Regions from separate parts of the Homo sapiens genome. Here region 2 is linked to region 1. A link is an interaction called in ENCODE POLR2A ChIA-PET data of the cell type or tissue named here. Cell type or tissue: MCF 10A. All regions are shown on one strand. Each heading gives the region's core, and the rest is flanking DNA. Links, peaks and the distances in the headings are about the cores only.

Evidence for each region. Peaks named below come from ENCODE experiments on the same cell type or tissue, not always from the same donor. Only the 100,000 strongest peaks of a DNase experiment are listed, where the experiment ranks them.
Region 2: POLR2A ChIA-PET joins it to region 1 with 5 read pairs; 2 of 35 experiments call an interaction of 5 or more read pairs at or near these places.

What each region holds. Positions count from the first base shown.
Region 1 is chr1:234,985,269-234,990,647 of GRCh38, forward strand. No RefSeq gene overlaps it. Among named protein-coding and RNA genes, the nearest start is that of LINC03108, 7.2 kb to the left of the region's middle. RefSeq lists enhancers at 1,192-1,731, 1,694-1,988, 1,732-2,271, 2,272-2,811. In MCF 10A, for the core only: no CTCF peak of the experiment used is centred there; DNase peaks (open chromatin) are centred at 1,813 and 2,333.
Region 2 is chr1:234,467,033-234,472,411 of GRCh38, forward strand. TARBP1 (tRNA guanosine 2 -O-methyltransferase TARBP1) reads right to left here. Exons shown (of 30, transcript NM_005646.4): 3 at 4,156-4,225; 4 at 470-618. Among named protein-coding and RNA genes, the nearest start is that of TARBP1, 9.5 kb to the right of the region's middle. In MCF 10A, for the core only: no CTCF peak of the experiment used is centred there; no DNase peak of the experiment used is centred there.

The sequences.
Region 1 (5,379 bases), core at 120-5,119:
CACCGGGCCTGGGATCCAGGACATTGGTCCTCTGCATTTGTCAGATCCCATTTGTCCTGGTGTCCCCTGGGAGACATGTCACTCTCCTGCTCCACAGACCCTCACCCACCTACAACCCTTGGGCCTTGCCCCTTCCAAATTCTGGTACCAAAAGGACTGGGTCAGTTGGTTCTAAAAGTGAGAGGCAGGTGAAAAAAAAGTTTTTCCATTTGTGCAATGATAGTTGTGAATACTCTCTGACCCTATGCAGCAGAAATCCCATCTGTGGATAATAGCTTTGGGGTGCAAATGCCTTCTCTGGGCTGTTTTAGACCCCATTCCATGCTTTGGCATTAGGACATACACAAACACACTTCTCTAAGGGACACAAGAGGTAACAAAGCCCTCCTTCCAAGAGGACAGTGGAGGAGGGAGAGACCAGGCTGGCGTCAGGCCAGCAAGGAGCCGGTATTGAGTCCTCCACTCTGTCTCCCACCTGGGTGTCCCAGTCCCTGGACAAGCTGGCTCCTGCGGGAGGCCCCCATTTCACATCTCAAGCGGCTTCCAGAGGATTCAATGAGCTATTTTTTTCCTTTTTCTCTTGTTATATAAAAATTATAGGAGGCCATTGTTTTGAACCAAGCTCCCACACTAGGCCCCAACAGACCAGACTAAAAATCAACATGGGCCAGGCACAGTGGCTCACACCTGTAATCTCAGCACTTTGGGAGTCTGAGGCAGGCGAATCCTTGAGCCCAGGAGTTTGAGACCAGCCTGGCCAACATGGTAAAACCCCATGTCTAGAAAAAATAACAAAAATTAGCAAGGTGTGGTGGTGTGCACCTGTAGTCTCAGCTACTCGGGAGGCCAAGGCAGGAGGATCACCTGAGCCTGGGAGGTCAAGGTTGCAGTGAGCAGAGATCATACCACTGCAACCCAGCCTGGGCACCAGAGTGAAACCCTGTCTCAAAAAAAAAAAAAAAAAAAAAAATCGGCCGGGCGCGGTTTTTACAGGCTCAAGCCTGTAATCCCAGCACTTTGGGAGGCCGAGGCGGGTGGATCACGAGGTCAGGAGATCGAGACCATCCTGGCTAACACGGTGAAATCCCGTCTCTACTAAAAATACAAAAAAATTAGCCGGGCGTGGTGGCGGGCGCCTGTAGTCCCAGCTACTCGGGAGGCTGAGGCAGGAGAATGGCGTGAACCCGGGAGGCGGAGCTTGCAGTGAGCCAAGATCGTGCCATTACACAACAGCCTGGGTGACAGAGCGAGACTCCGTCTCAAAAAAAAAAAAAAAAATCAAACTGGAGTCACCCACGCTAAAGTTCCATACCACCAAACCAAAACAAGGTTGTTATCTGACCTTCTGAGAATGGAGAGAGAGAACAGCCAATCTCCCAAAAGGCCCGTTTAAATCTTCAATCAGAATGATAATGAAGTTCTTTCTGCTTTAATCCTACCACAAAAAAAGGTAGCATGAAGTCACCCAAGGTTAACTAACGAGTTATTTTTCTATTGTTCTATCTCCCTGTGCCCTCCTTACAAGAACAAGTAACATTGAAAAGTAACTAATACAATCTTTGTTCCCTGTTTCTGTTTTCTTCAGTCCTTCTCTGTCTACAAAGCCAACCTCTTCAGCTCAGCTCAGGGAACACTTATTCCATTGTGTGGAATGAAGTGTTGTTCGATGCCAGAATCACAAATCAAGACAATCAAGGTCTTTAAGCTAAATTTTTTGTCATTCTGGTTTTTGACACTCTTTTCTACCGGGACCTGTTTCCCAGCTTTCTCATGGAAAATCCCTGAGCCGGCCACTTCCTGTTTTTGTTTTGCTTTTCTACCCCATTGGTGTACCCTTTGACCTTTTGTCCCTTGTCATGATCCTCCATCTCAAACTGGGAAACCACGCATAGATCAAATCCCCAGCCCCAAGCAGCTAGCTCTGTGCCGCGTGTACTAAACAAATCCTTTCTCCGAGGGGTCCTCTGAGTTGCTTCCTTACCTACAAATGGGATGCTGAGAAGACTTAGGCATTTGTTTTGGGCTCTGCTGGGCTCCCTACCCTGTGTCGTGATGCCCCCAGCAAAGCCCTAGGCAGGGGTGGATGCCGGGGTGCAGGATCTCTACATGCAAACTTTAGTAACAATCATTGCTGAGTTCTGAAACTTCTTGATCCACTTTTATTTGGAGCTAGAGGTTCTCTTCTGCTTTGTTTTGACAACTAGACTGGCTAGACTATGGCCTGGTGACGCCTGTTCTTTTTCCTTCTTTTCTCCTGTTTTGTCCCCTGCCTCTGGGCCCGGCATTCCTGGCATATTTGGAAAGAGTAGGAGCTGGCCTGAGGCCACTTTTCCGAGTATCTTCTCAGCCCTGCAGTCCCGTTTCCAACACACAGTCTCTTTGCTTTTGTTTATTCTGCGTTTCACACTCCCAGTCAGGAGCCAGTCCCACAGGCAGGCCCAGAGATCAGACTGCACAGGCGAGAGGGCTGGAAACTCCAGGGTCCTCACCGCCTCTGCAGGTGGAACATGCAAACCGGTCAGACAAAGGAGGGGTTAACCTTGTACCCATCTTATGGGGAATTTCCCCAAATACATCTGGCACCTACGAAGTGAAAGGGAAAAAAGAACCCCACACAGTAAGCCCCACTGCCTTTGAGGATTTACTGCCTGGAGCATGGTCCACTGCAACCTCATTAAGGGCCCAAAGTTAAGCACTATTTTCCCTTGGTCTCTGTCTCCCCGGCTGACCTTCGCTAGCACACTTTACCCCTCCAGCCTCAACTTTCCTCTCTCTGGAGGCGCCTAAAGAGGCTTACAGAGCAAGGCGCTTCCAGCCAGGGCTCAATCGGGTGGTACCTGGGGTGACCTCATTTTCTGTCAGGCCCAGCTAGGCCTGTCTTACATCTTACCTGGAGGAAAGGTCAACACAATTCATAGCAGAGGAAAACCTGAAGTTTACTCTAGTCTCTAAATTGTTTTCAAGTTCCCATGGGGGAAAGAGATTGATTCATTTTGTTAATAAGCAAAGGTCTTATTTTTCCACCTTTAGTCGTATAAACGTCAAGGGGGAAAAAAAGGCTTTGTATTCAATCAAAAGACAGTTCCAGCATTTTAAAAAAGTCAAGTGGAGATGAAACAGATGATCTTCCAGGAAAAAAAAAAATAGTCTTAACTCCCAAATTATAACACCTTAAATTATCTCATGTTTAATTCTAGCAACAAAGACCTCAGTGTTTGCCTGTGTTAAAGAATAGTTAAAAGCATAGAGTGTTAGGAGCTACAGCCAAGATTCTTCCAGGTTTCTTGTGCCCTGCAATGAATCAAACCACTGGCCCAGAAAGGCCTTTAAATGGAGCCATAATATCAAATTCAGAGTTTCATAGCAGTGTGACTCAGTAATAGCCAAAAGATCAGCAGATGCATGGATAAACCAAACGTGGTAAATCCACACCGTGGAATATTATACAGCATTAAAAAGGAAGGACATTCTGGCACTTGCTATAACATGGATGAACCCTGAAGGCATGATACTAAGTGAAATAAGCTGGTCACAAAAGGACAAATACTGCATGATCACAAGTATTTGAGGTTCCTAGAGTTATTTCTGTTTTGCAAAATGAAAAAGTTCTAGAGACGGGGGTAGTAATGGTTGTACAACAACATGAATGTGCATAACACTACCGAACTGTATACTTAGAAATGGTTAAGATGGTATATTTTATGTTGTCTATATTTTACCACAGCTTTTTAAACATTTAATTAAATGTTTTAAAGTTTCCGAGTCGCGAATAAAGAATCTTGAGTGACTAAGCCTTCTCCTTCTCTGTACATGCAGAGCCGTGTATATACAGCTCTTTTCTGAGAACCATTGATTGTGCCTTTAATTTAGAGTCAATGCAGAGTCACAAATGCACCCGCCCACTTTTCTGCTTCAGAACTTAGCCTAAGCTACCACATCCTCCATTGTAAGGGAGAGAAAGGGCAGTTCTTTGCCCTGTTTGACTAATGGAAAAACCAGAGGTCATGGAGGTTAAGTAACTTGCTCAAGGTTAGGCAGTTCACAGGGGCTGCCCTCAGTTAAAAGTTCCTGGTGGAGCTGTCTCCAGATTTATAGCCCCCCAAAGCATTGAATAAACCTGGGTCAAAACCAACGTGTGTGGGTGGAGAGATTGGAGTGGCATTCCAGGACCGATTTTCCAAAATGAGCTCTAAAATCAGTGCCATGTGGACAAAAGCAATCCAGAAGGACATCACATTTGTTCATTCAAACAGTGTTCATGGCAGGGCACAGTGGCTCAGGCCTGTAACACCAGCGTTTTGGGAGGCCCAGGTGGAAGGATCACTTGAGCTCAGGAGGTCAGCCTGGGCAACATAGGGAGATCCTGTCTGTACAAAAAATGAAAAAGCATTAGCTGGGTATGGTGACTCATGCATGTAGTCCCAGCTACTGGGGAGGCTGAGGTGAGAGGATCGCTTGAGCCCAGGGGGTTGAGGCTACGGTGAGCCATGATCACGTCACTGCACTCCAGCCTGAGCAACAGAGTGAGATCCTGTCTCAAAAACCAAACAAAATGTAAATAGTGTTCATGGAGTTCCTACCGTGGGCTGGGCTCTCTGCAAGACACAGCATCCATGCCTGGGTCCCCACCGAGCTTGGGGCAGGGGAGGAGGCAGGATGCAGGCCTTCAACAACCAGTTGCAAGACAGGGTGGCAGTGCAGAAATGGAGAAAGTGGTGAGCACAAAGGAGAGTTCCAGACCTACCTGGAGAGGTGGAGCCATCAGCTGAGACCCGGACAGGTGGGCACTAGGGCAGGTAGTACGTGGCGCGTGTGCAAAACACCCGGGACACGGAGAGCCTGGTGACTTGCAGAGAACCCTCCCTCTGCTCTCCCACATGCCCTGTTTTTCCTCAACACTGATCATTCCCGTTTTCCTATAAACATGCTATTCTGTCTTCCCTATTTAAAAAAAAAAAACAAAAAAAAAAAAAACTAAGAATTCCGCATCTGTGCCAGCTATCTCCTTTTATTAGCTTCCTGGGGCTGCTGTTACAAAGTACCACGGACTGGATGGCTTAAACAACAGAGACTGACTGTCTCCCAGTTCTGGAGCCTGGGAGTCCAAGATGAAGGCCTTGGCAGTGTCGATTTCTTCTGAGAGTGTGAAGGAGGCTCTAAGCCCTGGCCCCTCTCCTGGCTTCTGGTAGCCTCGGGCGTTCCTTGGCTTGGAGATGGCTGTCATTAACCTGTGTGTCTTCACATCACCTTCCCTCTGTGTGTGTCTGTGTCTGTGTCCAAATTTCCTCCAGTCATATTGGATGAGGGCCCTCCCTAATGACCTCAGCTTCATCATCATCAGAGACCCTATTTCCAAATAGGCTCACATTCACAGGTACT
Region 2 (5,379 bases), core at 72-5,071, 520 kb before region 1:
TCCTGACAAATGGAAGTACAGATTCTAATAAATATTGCTTAGAAGGCAATCCCTATTTCATATAGTAGACAACAGCAATTCATTGAGTCAGAATTGAGGCAGTAGCATCACTAAACAAATAACAGTCATCAGTGGCTCAGAACGGTGACAACAGCATCACCTGATAGCTTCTATACCAGTTTTCATATAGTGAAAACTTGACTTATGCTTACGATTCTTGACTTAACGCTGTTCTGAATATCGATAATATACAACTACTTTTTCACAATGGTAATAATACAGGCAGTTCTACCGTTGGGCTTGTTGAGAAACAACATAAGCTTTTTCCAAATAGGAAAGCTGGGTTTAGAGAAATATGATTTGTTGGATGCAAATCTCCAAAATGTTACTTGCTGATACAGAATCCTAGTGTATTTTTACCTCTCGCCTTTCAACAATGGGAGCAAGGAAGGGGACAGGGTGTCATTACCTCAGAAAATTCTGGTGAAAATGGAAGAATCTTTGTTTCATACAGCTCCAAAAAATGGATAACACCTTCTTTGGACAGGATTTTGTTTTCACTTTCAAACATTCTTTTATAAATACACATATGCCAGGATGGGTGAAAGAGCCAACATCCTGTGGAAACAAACATCAAATGTTGACATCTGATTCTGTCTTCATTTCACCATCAAGACTACATACTCATAAATAATGTACAAACACACACAATAACTTCATTATAACACTACAAGAAGTTTTTGTTACTGTTTTTTGAGAGACAGGTTCTCACTGTGTCACCCAGACTGCAGTGCAATTGCAAAATTCTAGCTCACTGCAGCCTCAAACTCCAGGGCTCAAGCGATCCTCCTGCCTCAGCTTCCTGAGTAGTTTCCTAGCAGGACTACAGGTATGCAAACCACGCCTAGACAATTTTTAAAATATTTTTTAGAAACATGGTCTCAGAATGTTGCCTAGGTTGGTCTCAAACTCCTGAGTTCAAGTGATCCTCCATCCTCGGCCTGCCAAAGCACTGGGATTACAGGTATGAGCCACCGCACCCAGACTGTTTTTAGTCACATCTGAGTATGTCAACCAAAAAAATTTTGGTATTCAGTATTCCGTATTCAGGCAGCTTAATTTTGAAAGACTGTAAATGGGCCAGGCATGGTGGCTCATGCCTGTAATCCAAGCACTTTGGGAGGCCGAGGCAGATGGATCACATGAGGCCAGGAGTTTGAGACCAGCCTGGCCAACATGGCAAAACTCCATCTCTACTAAAAAACACAGAAATCAGCCAGGCATGGTGGTGTATGCCTGTAATCCCAGCTACTGGTGGGGGAGGGACTGAGACACGAGAATCGCTTGAACCCTTGAACTTGGGAGGCGGAGGTTAGAGTGAGCCCAGGCCCCGCCACTGCACTCCAGCTTGGGCAACAGAGTGAGACTCTGTCTTGAAAAAATAAGAAAGACTGTAAACGAATGCTGTAACTGCTACAGTGTACAAAAATTAAATATTACCCCATGCATGCAGGTTGGAACTTCAGATTTGGAATAGTTTCAACCAATTCTTCTCTTATCCCACTTCAATCCATTTTTCACACAGAAATATGAAATTGTCACGCCTCTGCTTAAAATCCTTCAACATCTCCTCATTGTTCTTAGAATAAAGTCCAAACAAGGCATGAACTGACCTTGACTGCCACTCCAACCTCATCCCCCACTCCACACACCAACTCTGCTGCAGCCCTGCTGGTCCTTCTGTTCTGCCTCCTACAGCTGCTCCCATCTCAGGGCTTGTGTCCCAGGTGGTGCCTTCTCAGCCTGGACTCTTAGCTTAGATGTCATCATAAGACAGGCCTTCCCTGACTACCCCACTCACCCTTGAGTCCATTTCATCAGCCCCTTGTCTGTTCCCCTCATATATCTTACAATCAAAACTATTTTTTCATGGAAAACACAAAAGTCAGGTGAAAAATACCACATCTCTCTCACCATTTTACCCCCAATAATTACTAGGTTGGTGCGAAAGTCGTTGCGGTTTTTGCCTTTTTTTTTTTTTTTTTAAAAAAAAAAAAAAGGCAAAAACCGCAACGACTTTCGCACCAACCTAATAGCATGTACTGGACACTAAGTAAATATTTATTCAGTAAATATATAAATGAGTGAGCAAATCAAAACCATGGAATAAATAAATATCTTAGAGATATTTTTCTAACTCTTTTGAAATATCTTTTACTTCTATTAGAGAAAAATACTCAGCATTTTTAACTCATGACATTCTATAAATAAATTAATCCATTATTTGTAATTTACACCAAGATGCTTGTTCAACTCTTTGGCAATGGTAATTTTTCAAAATCAGTCACTGCTATTTGATTTGGTTTCTCAAGAGCTGTGGGCAAAATGTGGTAATAAGAGCATCATTTTAATGGTAAATGAATAAGTGAAGTCACAACAAGATTCAATTAAATTCTAGCCCCAGGTGCAACTACAGATGCTTATGGTCTGTGAAAAATCCCAGTGTATCAGAAAACAACTACAGCAATCAGCTGAATAAAGCTCAATTCCTAAGGGGTCAAACTATTAAACTGTAATTATCTAGAGTAGGCACTAAAAACCATTTACCTAGGTTAATTCTCATGTGTAAACACAATAATGTGGCATTTTATCATTCATATGAACACAGGCCAAAACACTATTGGGCTGCATTTAGCTATTTCATTAAACTTAATTTTATAAAATACATTTAGGAAGCTCCAGCTTCATTGTGTATCTCCTAAAAAGCTCTCATAATATAGTGATCAAGGGCTTATAAACACATTTGAAATTATATCCCGGAATTTTCTCTTCCTAAGAAGTACAAGATACAGAACAATAACTGAAAACTTAAGAAACACTGGAAAAGATATACTAAGAGAATAAGAATGGAAACCAGTTAAAAAGATATATTCATACCAAAGAGTGATTATTGGCCAGGCACGGTGGCTCACACCTGTAATCCCAGCACTTTGGGAGGCTGAGGCAGGTGGATCACCTGAGGTTAGGAGTTTGAGACCAGCCTGGCCAACGTGGCAAAACCCCGTCTCTACTAAAAATACAAAAATTAGCCAGGTGTGGTGGCGCATGCCTGTAATCTCAGCTGCTTGGGAGGCCGAGGCAAAAAAATTGCCTGAACCCGGGAAGCAGAGGTTGCAGTGAGCCGAGATCATCCCACTGCACTCCAGCCTGGGCAACAGATTGCAAGACTCCACATCTCAAAAACAAAAAAAAAGAGCAATTATTAAAACCACAGACTATGTCATCATTGAAACCCTATCGACGAGTCCTTATCTTTTAAAGAAATGTGCTGAAATATTCACAGATAAAATGATAGGATATCTAGGGATGTGCTTCAAAACCATTTAGCAAGAAGGGAACAGGGAAGGCTACATAGGATACACTAAGCAAGGCTGGCCGTGAGACGATCGTTATTAAAGAGGGTGGTAGGTGCGTCACACACACTCTTCTCATTCTATAAATGTTTGAAATTCTCCATCATCAACGGTTTAAAAAATTAACCTTATCTCTTAATTGTAGAAAATTCTGTGGCTATTTTAAATTGTGTTCTTTTTTTTTTTTTTGAGACGGAGTCTTGCTCTGTCACCAGCCTGGAGTGCAGCAGTGTGATCTTGGCTCACTGCAACCTCCGCCTCCTGGATTCGAGTGATTCTCTTGCCTCAGCCTCTCGAGTAGCTGGGACTACAGGCACACACCACCATGCCTGGCTAATTTTTGTATTTTTAGTAGAGACGGAGTTTCACTATGTTGGCCAGGCTGGTCTTGAACTCCTGACCTCAGGTGATCCGCCCACCTCTGCCTCCCAAAGTGCTGGGATTACAGGCATAAGCCACCACGCCTGGCCCAAAATTGTGCTCTTAAAGACGATTTAAGGATATGAGTAGATGCATATAGTTATTATGCTAAGTGAGATAAACATGAACAACATGATCCAGAAGGTGTGTATCTGGAATGGTAACAACTGTTATCTCTTGGTGGCAGCATTACAAGATGATTATATTTTCTTCTGTACACTTTTATAGTTTTTCAAAATTCTCTACAATGAACAGGAATTAGTTACAAAATCAGGGGAAAACCATAAATGTTATTAAAAAATAAAATAAAAGTAATCGTTACCATTTTCCTCTGACACCGCATATTCAAACAGATTGTTTAGCTTTGGTAAAACTGGCTTTATAACATGTATCTAAAAATAAGAGCAAAAAAATCATATGAAATGAAAATGCATCTTGAAAAATGTCAGGCAATTTTCATCTCTTTATTTCACAGTAGCTCTTCTGTTTCTACAAAACATATGTAGAAAGAGCCTGATTTATCCAGTTTTTCAAACAATAGTATGATTCAGGTATGTAAGACTGAGTATGGCAAAGCTAATGAATATAACCACATTACAGCTACATTAAAGTCTACCATTTATACAGTGATTATCATAAATCATGTCATAGAATCCTCAACTGTCCTGGCAGGCAGGTAGGACTGCCAATACTAAGATATTACAAAGAGAAAAAAGACACTGAAATGTTTTCTCTAGTCACTCAAGTTGTTCATGGCTGCACACGCTTAGAACGGCCAGTTCGGAGTTCCATGTTCTTAATACCACATAGCCAAAGTTGCTGACACGTTTGCTTGAGATTAATTTACATATCCTTCAAAATATGGATAAATTTGGGTTTCTAAATAAATAATGGGGGTTTTATGGATCTACTGATTAAAGAAAACCATAAAAGTTAATTTGAATTTAGAAATGCTTTTTCTTTACTCCTCATCCTTGCATCTATATATATTTAGCACATATAAGTAATTATTTAAGTCCACAAACAAGGTTTGGTGCACATTTGGATTGACACCTCACAATGACTCCACAGATGGCTGGCACCTCTGTGGTCCCCAACTTGCAGAATGGAAACCATGGTTCTCAAAGTGTAGTTCCCAGAACAGCAGCATACATATCACCTGGGAACTTGTAAAAAACTCAAAAGTCCTGGACGGGTGCGGTGGCTCACGCCTGTAATCCCAGCACTTTGGGAGGCCAAGGCGGGTGGATTACTTGAGGTCAGGAGTGCAAGACCAGCCTGGCCAACATGGTGGAACCCCATCTCTACTAAAAATACAAAAATTAGCCAGTGTCGTGGCTGTAGTCCCAGCTACTTGGGAGGCTGAGGCAGGAGAATCACTTGAACCCAGGAGGCGGATGTTGCAGTGAGCTGAGATCGTGCCACTGAACCCCAGCCTGGGCGAGAGAGCAAGACTCTGTCTCCAAAAAAAAAAAAAAAAAAAAAAAAAAAACTCAAAAGTCCCAGGCCCCACCCCGACCTACTGAACCAGAAAGTCTGAGGACAG